Regions from separate parts of the Homo sapiens genome. Here region 1 is linked to region 2. The links are chromatin contacts, found by Hi-C or POLR2A ChIA-PET in ENCODE. All regions are on one chromosome and are shown on one strand. The core of a region is the stretch at or near the end of the contact, and the rest is flanking DNA. Distances in the headings are between cores, read along the strand shown.

Evidence for each region. A loop is a pair of places that touch in the nucleus more often than their neighbours do. ChIA-PET counts read pairs that join two places held with the same protein, here RNA polymerase II (POLR2A).
Region 1: a loop to region 2 is called in a map of Calu3, with 2.7 times the contacts of the local background. The contact joins the enhancer-like site here to the promoter of OBSCN-AS1 in region 2. A Hi-C loop is called at or near these places in 1 of 168 maps with a recorded cell type or tissue (Calu3). POLR2A ChIA-PET finds 5 or more read pairs at or near these places in 1 of 52 experiments (A673).

The regions. Positions count from the first base shown.
Region 1 is chr1:228,342,211-228,347,483 of GRCh38, reverse strand. It overlaps OBSCN (obscurin, cytoskeletal calmodulin and titin-interacting RhoGEF), which reads right to left. Exons shown (of 116, transcript NM_001386125.1): 86 at 5,252-5,273. Among named protein-coding and RNA genes, the nearest start is that of TRIM11-AS1, 49 kb to the left of the region's middle. Within about 2 kb of position 2,048, at least 3 of the 41 ENCODE cell types and tissues checked have a DNase peak (open chromatin) inside an H3K27ac peak, as active enhancers do.
Region 2 is chr1:228,210,750-228,216,366 of GRCh38, reverse strand. It overlaps OBSCN-AS1 (OBSCN antisense RNA 1), which reads left to right and starts at 2,712. Exons shown (of 2, transcript NR_073155.1): 1 at 2,712-2,945. OBSCN (obscurin, cytoskeletal calmodulin and titin-interacting RhoGEF) reads right to left here. Exons shown (of 116, transcript NM_001386125.1): 2 at 3,596-4,601; 3 at 2,657-2,926; 4 at 1,933-2,193; 5 at 1,269-1,577; 6 at 538-804. The coding sequence starts at 4,583. RefSeq lists a silencer at 2,576-2,625.

The DNA of each region.
Region 1 (5,273 bases), core at 799-3,298, 130 kb before region 2:
ATTTCACAATAAATGCCAGAGCCAGCGCTGGATCTGAGGAAGATTCTAACCCTGTTCAGACCACAGCCACGGACACTCGTGCCTGAACTGAGTGCTTGGGGAGGGCCACCAGCAGCCACGATGGGCAGAGGCAGGAGAGGGCTCAGCCCATCTAGGTCTGGCTGGTTTGGAGGGGAGAGGATGGGCACCGAGCCTGCACTAAGGAAGAACGGCCACAGCTTGGGCGTCTTGTGGAGCAGCCTCCTGCATCCACCATGCTGGCCTTCCATTCTTCTGGGGGTGACAGTAGAGGATCTCTGTGTTTGCGGTAGAGACGGGGTCCTACCTCCATGGTTGGCTGAGCCACAGAGGGGTGCCTTGTTCCGTCATTGTCCTCTGACCCCTTCCATCCCCTCTATACCACAGATCCTTTCCTGGCTCAAGCAATTTCCCCGAGACAACAAACTCCCCCAAGGGAAGGCAGAGGGGACACGGCAGGGAGTGCATGGACTCCTCCCGCTACGGCCTGCCAAGCAGCCAGGATCACAGTCATGCGACACCATGCCAGGATCAGAGATAATTTTAAATAGGCTGGCAAGTTAAAGACACCTCTTCCTGGGGCAATGAACAATGAAGTGAATCAAGGCTGCTGATGGGGACACCCCGGCCAGACCGCCAAGGCTCCTGTGCAGAGCCCCCAGGACACCACATCGCTGAGCCCCACCACAGGCAGGGCACAGATGCAGAAATCTACATCACATGTCAGACTGGGGACATCCTGGAGAGACATTCTCAAGCCTACAGGAAAGGAAGACACAGTACACATGGTGAACCCACTCTCCATCCTGGCATACCGCTCCTATGAACCCAGTGTTGGGGCTCAGAAAACAAGACCCCAAAATGAGGGCTTCCCAAGCAGCCTCAGAAGCAAAATTTTATCTCTGACCTTCTCCTCCCCTCCTGTCTCTAGCCCCTCATTCTCCTCCCAGGCTGACATAGAAACAGAATCCCTCTTCCCCAAGGTGGGTCATAGAAACCAGGACACCTTTTTCTCTAAAGCCAGCCAGAAAGCCTAAAAATAGGACTCCAATTTTCTCTCCATCGTTCTGTGTAAAACCTGGCCATGAAGAAATGATCTGACCTACTTTGTTTGGCTGTGGATCCAAGACCCCCATTCCAGCAAGGGTCCTGCTTCTCACCCAGAAGAAAAGGGCACTGCTCAGAAGGCCAAGAAGAATCCAGACAGACAGGCCTAGCGGGGTGTCCCCACTCAGTCTGTTCTCACTAGATCCAACCCTATTTGCCCAATCCTATTTCCACACAGTTGTCCATACTTTATGGAACCTAAGCATTAAAATGGACAGCTTCTTCTGGGTCTTTGGGTCTTCATTCTGAAGGATCCAGTGTCTACACATTCAATAAGTGTGTCTGCCTTTCCTCCTATCTGTCTGCCTTTTGCAAGTGATTGTTTAGTGAACCTGCAGAGGGCCGAGGGGAATGTTCTCCATGGCCCTTAGGCCAGCTGTCCCTCTCCAGGGTCTCTGTGGAGGCCACCTGCTGTGAGGCTGCTTTGGGTCTCCAGCCACACCATGAAAGCGTGTGGCTAACATGAGCCACGTGTGCCACACACACCCCCTGCAGTTTGATGTCCTATGACATCTACCACAAGAGCCACTCAGCAAGGGGATGGCGGTCTGACTGCGCCCACCTCCTACTGGCCTGCGGACCTTTGGAAGGCAGTCCGGTCACCAAGTGCAGCTGTCCCCAGAGAGGAGCTATCTCCTGCAAGCTGCCTACTGGGCTGGTGGTTAGGAAGCAAGGGACAGGGGAGGGCCTCCATCCACAGGGAAACCCAGGCTCTGCCATGACCACCCCTTGGTGGCAGCCTGGTCCAAAGGGAGCGGGGCTCAGGGCATTCAACTGGCTTCTGGCAGGCTTTGATAAAAAAGCTTTTGTTCCTCTTGAACCTAACCTCCCGGAGGAGAGGTCTGGACAGGTGGCAGGAGGGGAGCTCCTAAGACCCCAGGGAGCAGGCGTTAATGACCCACCCAAGCCTTCCTCCAGAAGTATCCCAGGGCAGCCCTCCAAGCCATTGCGTTCATCAGCTCCGACCAGTGGACACTGGGATGGCCCCTCCCACACACCCCGGCAAAACTCCCTGGAGTCCTTCCTCTCCAGCCCCGTCCTCAGTCATGGGCAGACCCGCGGGCCCGGCTGCTATGGACAGGGAGAACAGGAAGGGCTGAGTGCCCAGATGGTGCCTGCAACACCAGGACAGCACTCGGTTATAAGGACTGAACTGGGGGCTTGGAGGCCGGTCAGCCAGGCCAGATGAGGTTCACCTGACAGCCCAGGTGACCCCCTGGGGGGTCATCTGGGAGGTACCATCAATCAGTACTGATGTGTGCCTTCGTAGGAGCCCCCAAATTGTAAACAATAACTGTGTTCTCAAGACTTCCTGTGTGGGAGCCACACACATGTTGGCTGGTGCCTTGGGGTGGTCCAGGGCAGTCCCACAGGCTGGCATCTCCCCTGCTGAGAGGCTTGAGTAAATGCAGCCTGAGTCACACCGGAAGGACGGCATACCAGCCAGCATCAGTCAGATTAGCCAGGATGGCTGAGGGCTGGGCACAAGTGTGGGAAAATCCCCCAGGGGCTGGAGCCTGTGGAAGTAGGGTGGAGCTGGGTCTCTTGGGGCACAATGGCCCACAGTTGGCCAGCCCAGATGCTCCAGACAGCAGCGCTCACACAAGGAGACATTCCAGGACAGTGGAGCAGAGATGCCTCCCTCCCTGGAGACACCCGAGGTGGTGAGATGCAGCCCCTGAAATCCATGGTGCAGCGCATGCATGTGCAGGTTTCTCCCACACCACCCCTGAGAGCTGCGGCAAGAGCCTGTCCTGGCTGCTGCCTCATGTTGAGTGATGAACCATTTCTGTCTTGGACCAACAGGTCTTGTGTCTTGTGTGTGTGTGCAAGTAACTATACATGTATATATGTGTATATGTACCATTTGTGCATGTTTACATGCAGATATGTGTGTAGTACATATGACTGTGTGTACCTATGTATATGGTGGGTCTATGTGTATATATGTGTACTGTGTATGTATGCATGCACATGAATGTGTAGTATTTATGAATATACATGTGTGGTGTCTGCGTGTAGCATGTATGTGTGTTGCATGTATCTGTGCATGTGTATTGTGTATGGTATGTGGCTATGTACATATGTATATGTGTGCAGTATTATCTATGTGTGCACATATGTGTGGTCTCTAATATGTATATTTATATGTGTACAGTGTGTGCATATATGCACATGTGTAGCTGTGTATAAAGTGTGTGTGCATATGTAAAGTATGTACTTGTGTGTGTAATGTGCATACATCTCTGTATGTGTATAGTGCATGTTTGCATGTATCTGTGTATATATCTATGTAGCTGTATAGGTGCATGTAGTGTGCACTTGTGCATGATCCATGTGCATGTGCTATGTGTGCATATATGTGTACCTGTATAATGTGTATCTATGTACATATTCATGTGTGTGGTATGTATTTGTGTATATGTATTGTATACTATGCATGTATGTGTAGTATCTGTATGTGTGACGTGCATCTATGTATATTACACATATAGTGTTAATGTACATGCACGTGTAATGCATATATATGGTGTGTATGTACATATGCATGAGTGTGTAGCATGTATCTATGTGTCGCTATGTACGTGTGCGTACAAGTGTGTGTAATGTGTATGTGTGTAAACCGTGACAGGCTGACTTGCACATGTGTGAGGGGTAGAATGGGAGATTCCACAGTTCTGGGGACCCTGGCAGCCCTGGACGCCCCCTGCCCACTCCCCGTTGGCTTCTCCCTGGCTGGCTTCCTGGGCCCCCACCTCCCTGGCCGCTCCTTCCCCTGGGTTCGTGTCCCCTCATCTCTGCAGACTCTGGAAGTGGGGGCTCTCAAGCCTGGGTGCTTGGGCCTCACCCCTCCACACGCACTCTGCGTCTGCATCGACTGGCAGGTCAGACGCTCCGTGAGCTGACGACGTTCCATTCATCGTTTCCGGCCACATCCCTCTCCTGAGCCCTACTTGTATTTCTCCGACCGCCCCTCAGCGCCTCCGCCTGCATCCCTGCAGGCACCTCGATTCTGCAGGGTCCTCCCAGGCCTGGTGCTTCCTCCTCCCACCCAGCCCTGTCTGCACATCACCCCGCCTCTCCCCAGCCTTCCACCTTTGTAAAAGGAACCACCCTGGTGGATGTCCAGCCCCAACTGTGTGAGCATCTGGATGCCAAGCTCTTTCCACACAGCCAGCCACCCCATCAGCAAATCGGGCCAGTTCAGCCTTCAACACGGCCCTGGAATCCACAGCCACCCCTGAGCCTGGGTCCCCAGCTCCAGCACGGTGGCTCCCAGGCTGGTGTCCCAGGTCCCCTCTTGGCCCTCCCCAGCAGGTTCCTGGCATTACAGACAAGGTGACAGATGACAGAGCCAAACTGTGTCCCTCTGCTGCTGAAACCCAACATGGCTCCAGCACAAGGGAGGATTGATGCTCCCCAGGGAGAGGCCCCCAGCTCCTGGGAGGTGATCTCAGGCTCTTAGGATATCCTGTCTGGTAAAAGCATCTGTTCTCCTTGGGAGCCCTGGGCCACATGGGATCATCTATGCTGACCGTGAGATTTCTGAGATTCCTAGGGGTCCCTGGGCCACGCAGCATCAACTTGGCCTCCAGAAGGGCTGGAGCCCAAGGCCCACCACAGAGCAGTGAGCCAGGATTCCACAGCTGAGCCTGCAAAACCCTGGACACCATGGCCAGGGAAGCACCTGGTTGGCACCATCCCGTGCATGTCGTCACGTGCTGTCACTGGCAGAAATGATTCCCCCCAGGAGGGGACAACTGGAAGTTCATGCATAGTGCCGCCTGGACCTTTCCCTAGGTGGCTCTCCCGGCAGCTAATTTAACCTGGGCCCTTTGGCCACAATCAGCCCTGACTATGGGACTAGCAGCTTTGCAGAGCCGAGTGCCCCCACTGAACTCCCTCCTCTCCAAGCCTCGGCATCTCCGTGTCCCCAACCATGCTGTCTTTGATTCGGAAGGCGGGTGGCAAGTGAACATATAAGGCCTGTCCATGCCCCAGACTCCCAGCCAAATCCCATATTGGGTCCCCAGCCCTCACAGCCTGTTTCTCTCGGGCAGCTCTTTTCTGTTGCAGGGCCTGCATCCTGGACAGGAAGGCCACAGCCCCTGGCCCCGGGGTTTACCTTTGTACCAGCTGATGACAGG
Region 2 (5,617 bases), core at 1,463-3,962:
TGAACAGAGGGGAATGGACGGAAGGGGAGACAAGGAGAGACAGACACGGGGCAGAGAAAGATAAAGGGAGGGACCCAGGAGAACAGCACAGGAGGACAGCGAGGGAGAGGCAGGCAGGGGAGACAATGGCAGAACAGAGGTCACAGATACACCAGAGAAGCAGGGGAGACAGAGGTGGAACAGCCAGGCATGGGATGGCAGAGACAGAAAAAAGCAGGAAAGAAACGGAAGGGAAAAGATTAACAAGATAGAGGAGGCAGGAGGGGGAAAGGAGGAAAGTGGGGAGACAGACATGAGGCTCTGCCCAGCAGGACCCCTGCAGCCCCAGGCCCTCACCCAGACACCAGGGACCAGTGCCACCAGCCAGCCTGGGTGAGTCCTCACACGCCCACCACCCTGCCTGCTTCATCCCAGTGACCTGCAGGCTGACAGGGTGTCCTGGGGCCCTCAGACCTGTAGCAGCCCTACCTGGAGCCCTGACACCGCCCACCCTGGAGAAATGAGGCTCAGGGTCCCAAGCTGGGGCCCTCCACCTACCCCGGACCTCCATCCGGATGCTGCTCTCAATGCCGTTGGCCACGAACTTCAGCTGCGCCCCGTGCAGGCTGGCGGGCACCTCCCGGATGGTGAGCGTGTGCCGGGTGCGATCACAGTGGATCTCATACACACTGCTGGCCTTCAGGGCCTGCCCATCCAGGAACCACTCACCCGCTGAGGCCACCGTGAGGTCCACGGAGAAAGTGACCTCGCCACCCTCTACCGCCTGCACCGCCTTCAGCGGTGTCCTCACGGCCAGCTTGGGGGCTGTGGGGCGGGCAGCGTCAGAAAGGGGCCGAGGAGGAGTGGGGAGTGCTGAGGAGGTCTCTGCCTTCCCCTTCTCTTCCTACAGAGCCTAGACCTAAATGTTCCTCCTCCAGGAAGCCCAGCCAACACACAGAGCGACCATAGCATGAGTCAGGCTCATGAAGGAACAAGGACAAGGTACAGCTGCCCTGAGACCCCTCCAGCATCCTACAAGCCCCACCAGAGTGGGGCAGCCCTGGAGCCCCGTCCCCTGGGTCTGCTGGAGACAGGCAGGCTCCCAGGGGCCCTGTAGTGGGGTCACCTATCCTTCCCACCACGGACACTGCACCAGGGCAAGGCCTTGGCAGCCCCCCTCCCCACAGAAGGTCCCCATGAGGCCACTCTGGCCTCCCCTGAAGCTGGACCTGGGGGATTCCGGGGCAGGTGAGCAGCCCCGTAGGTTGTAACAGGGAGGTCCCACTTACCCAGGTGGACAGTCCCCGGGAACTCGAGGTAGGGACTCTGACCAAAGCTGTTGAGAGCGGACACTCGGAACTGGAAGTTCCCCTCCTCCGCCACATCAGCCACGGTCAGCTCAGGTGTAGCCACCCATTCAGCCTCGTGGCACCTGATCCAGGTGTAGGTGCCAAGCTTCTTCTTCTCTACCAGGTAGCCGTCGATAGTGACAGGGCGTTCCCCATGGGGTGGTGGGGACCAGCTGAGAATCACGGAACTCTCCATCCTGGCCTTTACCACAGGATCCACAGGGGGTTGCAGGGGAGGCTTCCTGGGGGCTGTGTAGAGGGTGGGCAGAGGTCAACTACTGGGAGCCTCTTCCTGAGCCCTGGGTCTGGAATCACCTGGAGGGGTGTCACAGGATCCCCAGCTCTCTTGGGGCTGCTCTGGGGACCTGGACCACTGGCCACAACCTCCAGCCCCAGACCTGCAGCCACTTCTCTGGTTGCAGCTGAAAGACTGCGCGGGGGCTCAGGGAGCCTAACGTTGGAGGGCCAGGGCTATGGTCTTGCCCGGCGGCCCTCGGTACAGCAGGCTGAAGCCCAGAGAGCTGAGGTAATGGAGGGCAGGGGACTGGGACCAGGGAGACAGCAGGGAAGCGATGCCATCCTGGGAGCACCCTCAGGCCCTCACCCGACACGCAGAACTGGGTGGACGTCTGGCAGTCGCCAGCCATAAAGGCCACCTGGCCCACATCCTCCAGGCAGCACTGGGAGATGGTTAGTGTGTGGCGCGTGCCCTCCGCGGAGATGGCCACGCGGCCCCCCGCCACCACTTCCTCCTGGTTCCGCAGCCAGTGGACGGGGCCCACCGGGACCGCCAGCTCCACGCAAAACATAGCCGTGTCGCCCACGCGCACCGCCGTCTTCCGAGGGAGCTTTCGGAGGAGGTTTCCTGGGGTGGAGGGAGCCGGGCCAGTCAGACCAGCCCCTGCACGCCCCGCTCCAGACTCGCTCCTCCGCTTGCCCCCTGTCTCCCGGTTCCCAACTGCCTCCGATTCACTCCCCCGCGCAACCCCTTACCTGTCCCGCCGGCCCAAGTCCCAGCTCGGTCCCACAAGACCCCTGCCCACTCCGTCTCCCCTTCCCCCTAATCACCACCCCGTGCCCGGCCCGAGCTTGCTCCTCCGCCCCCACCTTACCTGCCCTTCCCGCCCCAGTCCCGCCCCTGCCTGCCCCAGTCCCAACTCGTACCTCGCAAGCCCAGTCCGTCTGCACCCTGCCCGCCCCCGTGCCCGCCCAGCCCGTGCGGCCTGGCTCCCCCCTCCCCCGCCCCCGGCTCCCTTCTCGGTGCCTCCTTGCCCCCGCTACCTCCCCGAAGCCGCCCTGTGCCCCGCCCCGTGCCCCGCCCCGCCTGCCTTGGACTGCGAGCTCCGCCACCGTGCGGCTGCCCTCTGGCGTCTCGCAGATGTACACCGCGTCGTCGTCGGCCGAGACATTGCGCACGGTCAGGCGGCGCTCGGTGCCCTCCTCCTCGATGCCGTACTTGGCGCTCGCCCACAACCGCGTCTCCTCCTTGAACCACGCGGCCTCAGTGGACGGCTGGGGCACCTCACATAGGAACGTGGCCGACTCCTTCTCCCGCACCTCCAGATCTTGCAGCCGCTTTTTGAAGGGAACCGCGGGCTCTGCCAGGAGAGAAGACTGGTGAGAGGGGCGGGGCCGGAGGGTGCAGGACGACGGCGGGGTGGGAAGGGGGAAATTGGGGGATTGTGGGCGGGAAAGGAGACTGGAGGATGCAGAGGTGAGGGTGTGGGAAGGAATAGGGGACAGGAGCAGAGGGGCTGGGAGGCTGGAAAGGAGAGGGTGCAGGGTAGAGGAGTGGGCTGGGGAGAGGAGCGAGCAGGAGGCAGAGGGGCTAAGGGTTGGGAAGGGCGCAGGGGAGGAGACAGGAAGTTGGGGGGCGGGGGAGTAGAAGAGCAGAAGGCAGAGTGGTGGAGGTTGGGTTGGGAGCAGCGGGAGGGAGAGGGCGGGGCTGAGGAGGTGGGATCCCCTGCGGCCCCGCCCCTCTCACACCTCTCGCCCCTGTCTGTGGGCCAGCGGTGGCGGGTTGGGGGCGCGGCATGCAAAGGGGGCGGGGCGGGCAGGGGACTGGGTGGGGAAAGCGGGTTGCGGGTGTTTAGAATAGGTCGTGGGGCGTCGCCCGCATTTTGCGCACCAGGAACGGACACCTGCAACCCTGGATTCCACGACCGGACAGACGCGGGTGGGAAACGGCAGACCGCAAGGGCGAAAGGACCCAGGTGCACGGGTTGCGGAGGAGCCTGGGCCCGCGCGCCCCGCACCCAGGAGCTCACCGCGCACTACGACCAGCACAGAGCTGTAGGTCTGGCCCACGAGGTTGGACGCCGTGCAGGTGTAGAGGCCGCGGTCCGACTGCTTGCAGAAGAGGATCTTGAGCACGAAGTTCTCCTGCGCGTCCTCGTACACCACGTGGCGCCGGCCCTCGGTCACCAGCTGGCCGTCCTTCTTCCACACCGTCTCGGGCTTGGGCTCGCCGGTCACGTAGCAGCTGAGGCGCGCGTGCTTGCCTTCAGTCACCGTGCAGGTGCGCGTGCCGGTGCTGGGCGGTGAGGCGGGGGCGCCCTCGGCGCGCATAGCCTCGCGCCGCCGCTGCAGGTGCGCCAGGAGCGCGGCCGTGGAGGTCCCGGGCCGGCTGGCCGTGTCCGCGGCGTCCGAGTCCACCACTAGCGCCGCGGCGGCGCTGGCAGCGCCCAGCGGGTTCTCGGCGCGGACCTCGTAAGTGCCGCCGTCGCGCGGCCGCGCCGCCCGAATGCGCAGCGCACTTGCCTCGCCGAGCTCCTCCACGCGCACGCGGGGGCCGTCGGGCTCACCCAGGCGCCGCCCGTCCTTGGACCAGCTCACTGCCGGCCTCGGGGAGCCACCCACGCGGCAGCGGAAGGTGGCCTCTGAGCCCTCGCGCACGCGGATGGACGTGGGCCGCAGCAGGAAGTGCGGCGCCTGCTCGGCGCACGCGGCCTCCGCGTCCACCTGCAGGCCCACAGCAGCGAAGGCCTCGCCTATGGCATTGCGCGCGCGGCACACGTATTGCCCACTGTCGCCCAGCGCCAGGTCCAGGATAGTGAGGCGGTAGAGGTCGCCGTCCTGGGCCAGACGGAAGCGCGCGCCGGCCGCCACCGGCTGCTGGTCCTTCTCCCAGCTCACCTGTGGCGTGGGATTACCCACGATCTGGCAGCTGAGGGTGGCGTCCTTGCCCACCGACACCACGAAGGCCTTGGGCCGGGTGAGAAAGCGGGGCGCCCCGCTGAACTGTGGCTGATCCATGAGGGTGGCGGCGGGGACCTGCAAGTAGGTGGGGATGGCCTTAGTGGGGATTGGAATGAGGCCCGGGTGCACCCCACCGTGCCGCCTGAGGAACCCAGTTCAACACCTCCACACATCCTATTTCCCCCCCACTCCCCGCGCCCTGAGGAAGCATCACCGGTTGGCACCGTGACCCAGAAGTGCAGACTTGCCCCTTTCTGGGCATTTGGGGTTTGGTAACCTCACCTGCAAACGGCTCTTCTAGCCGCTGAGAACATCTCCTTCCCTCTCCCTACCTACAGGGACCCACTGCCTCAGCTGCAGTTACTGGAGCACATGTCCCAAACCTACACCCCCTAGCAACCAGGCAGGGCCCCCTCCCTCGCAGTGCCCGCTATTTTTGGTTCCTCCCAGCCTACAAGCTTTGCTGCACCTTCCTGAGGCAGGCAGACCTGCCTGGTGCACTGTAGGCCACTCCCTACCTGCGGGGTGGTATCCTTTCTCCTACCGCACACACTGCTGCCTCTCGGGCCTAAAACTTCAGCTGGCCTGTGTGTCCCCCACATCAAGAAGGGGAGGCTCGCTGAGCCCCGGCAGGCCTGGGTGCAGGAGGCCCACCATGGGCACCGGTCTCATGCCCGTCTCCTCTGCCTATCGCACAAGGAGGTCACCGGTTCTCCACCCTGGCAGGCTCCCCTTTGAGCCTCTTCTAGGTGAGATGCACCCTCCGCCCTGGGCAAAGCCCTTACTCCCTCCTCTTCCCCCCGACCCCTACGCAGCTCTCCTTCAGCAGCCCCTCCAGGTTGCACTGAGGGGCCAGTCCGGCCTGAAGCTGCCCTTGTTGCAGAGGGGCCTCACCTCTTCTGCAGGGTCACACACCTCCCTCCTCCCCAGGGGCATGCTCTTTATCCATGAGCGGGAAGGACTGGAAACCACTTAGCTGCTTGCTCCCAGGCCCCCCCACTGAGCCCCAGGGTGGGATTGGGATGCAAGGGCAGGGCACAGTCAGGGATCTGGCTTGGGAGCATAGCTGGGGGACCCCAGAGTCTGGAGCT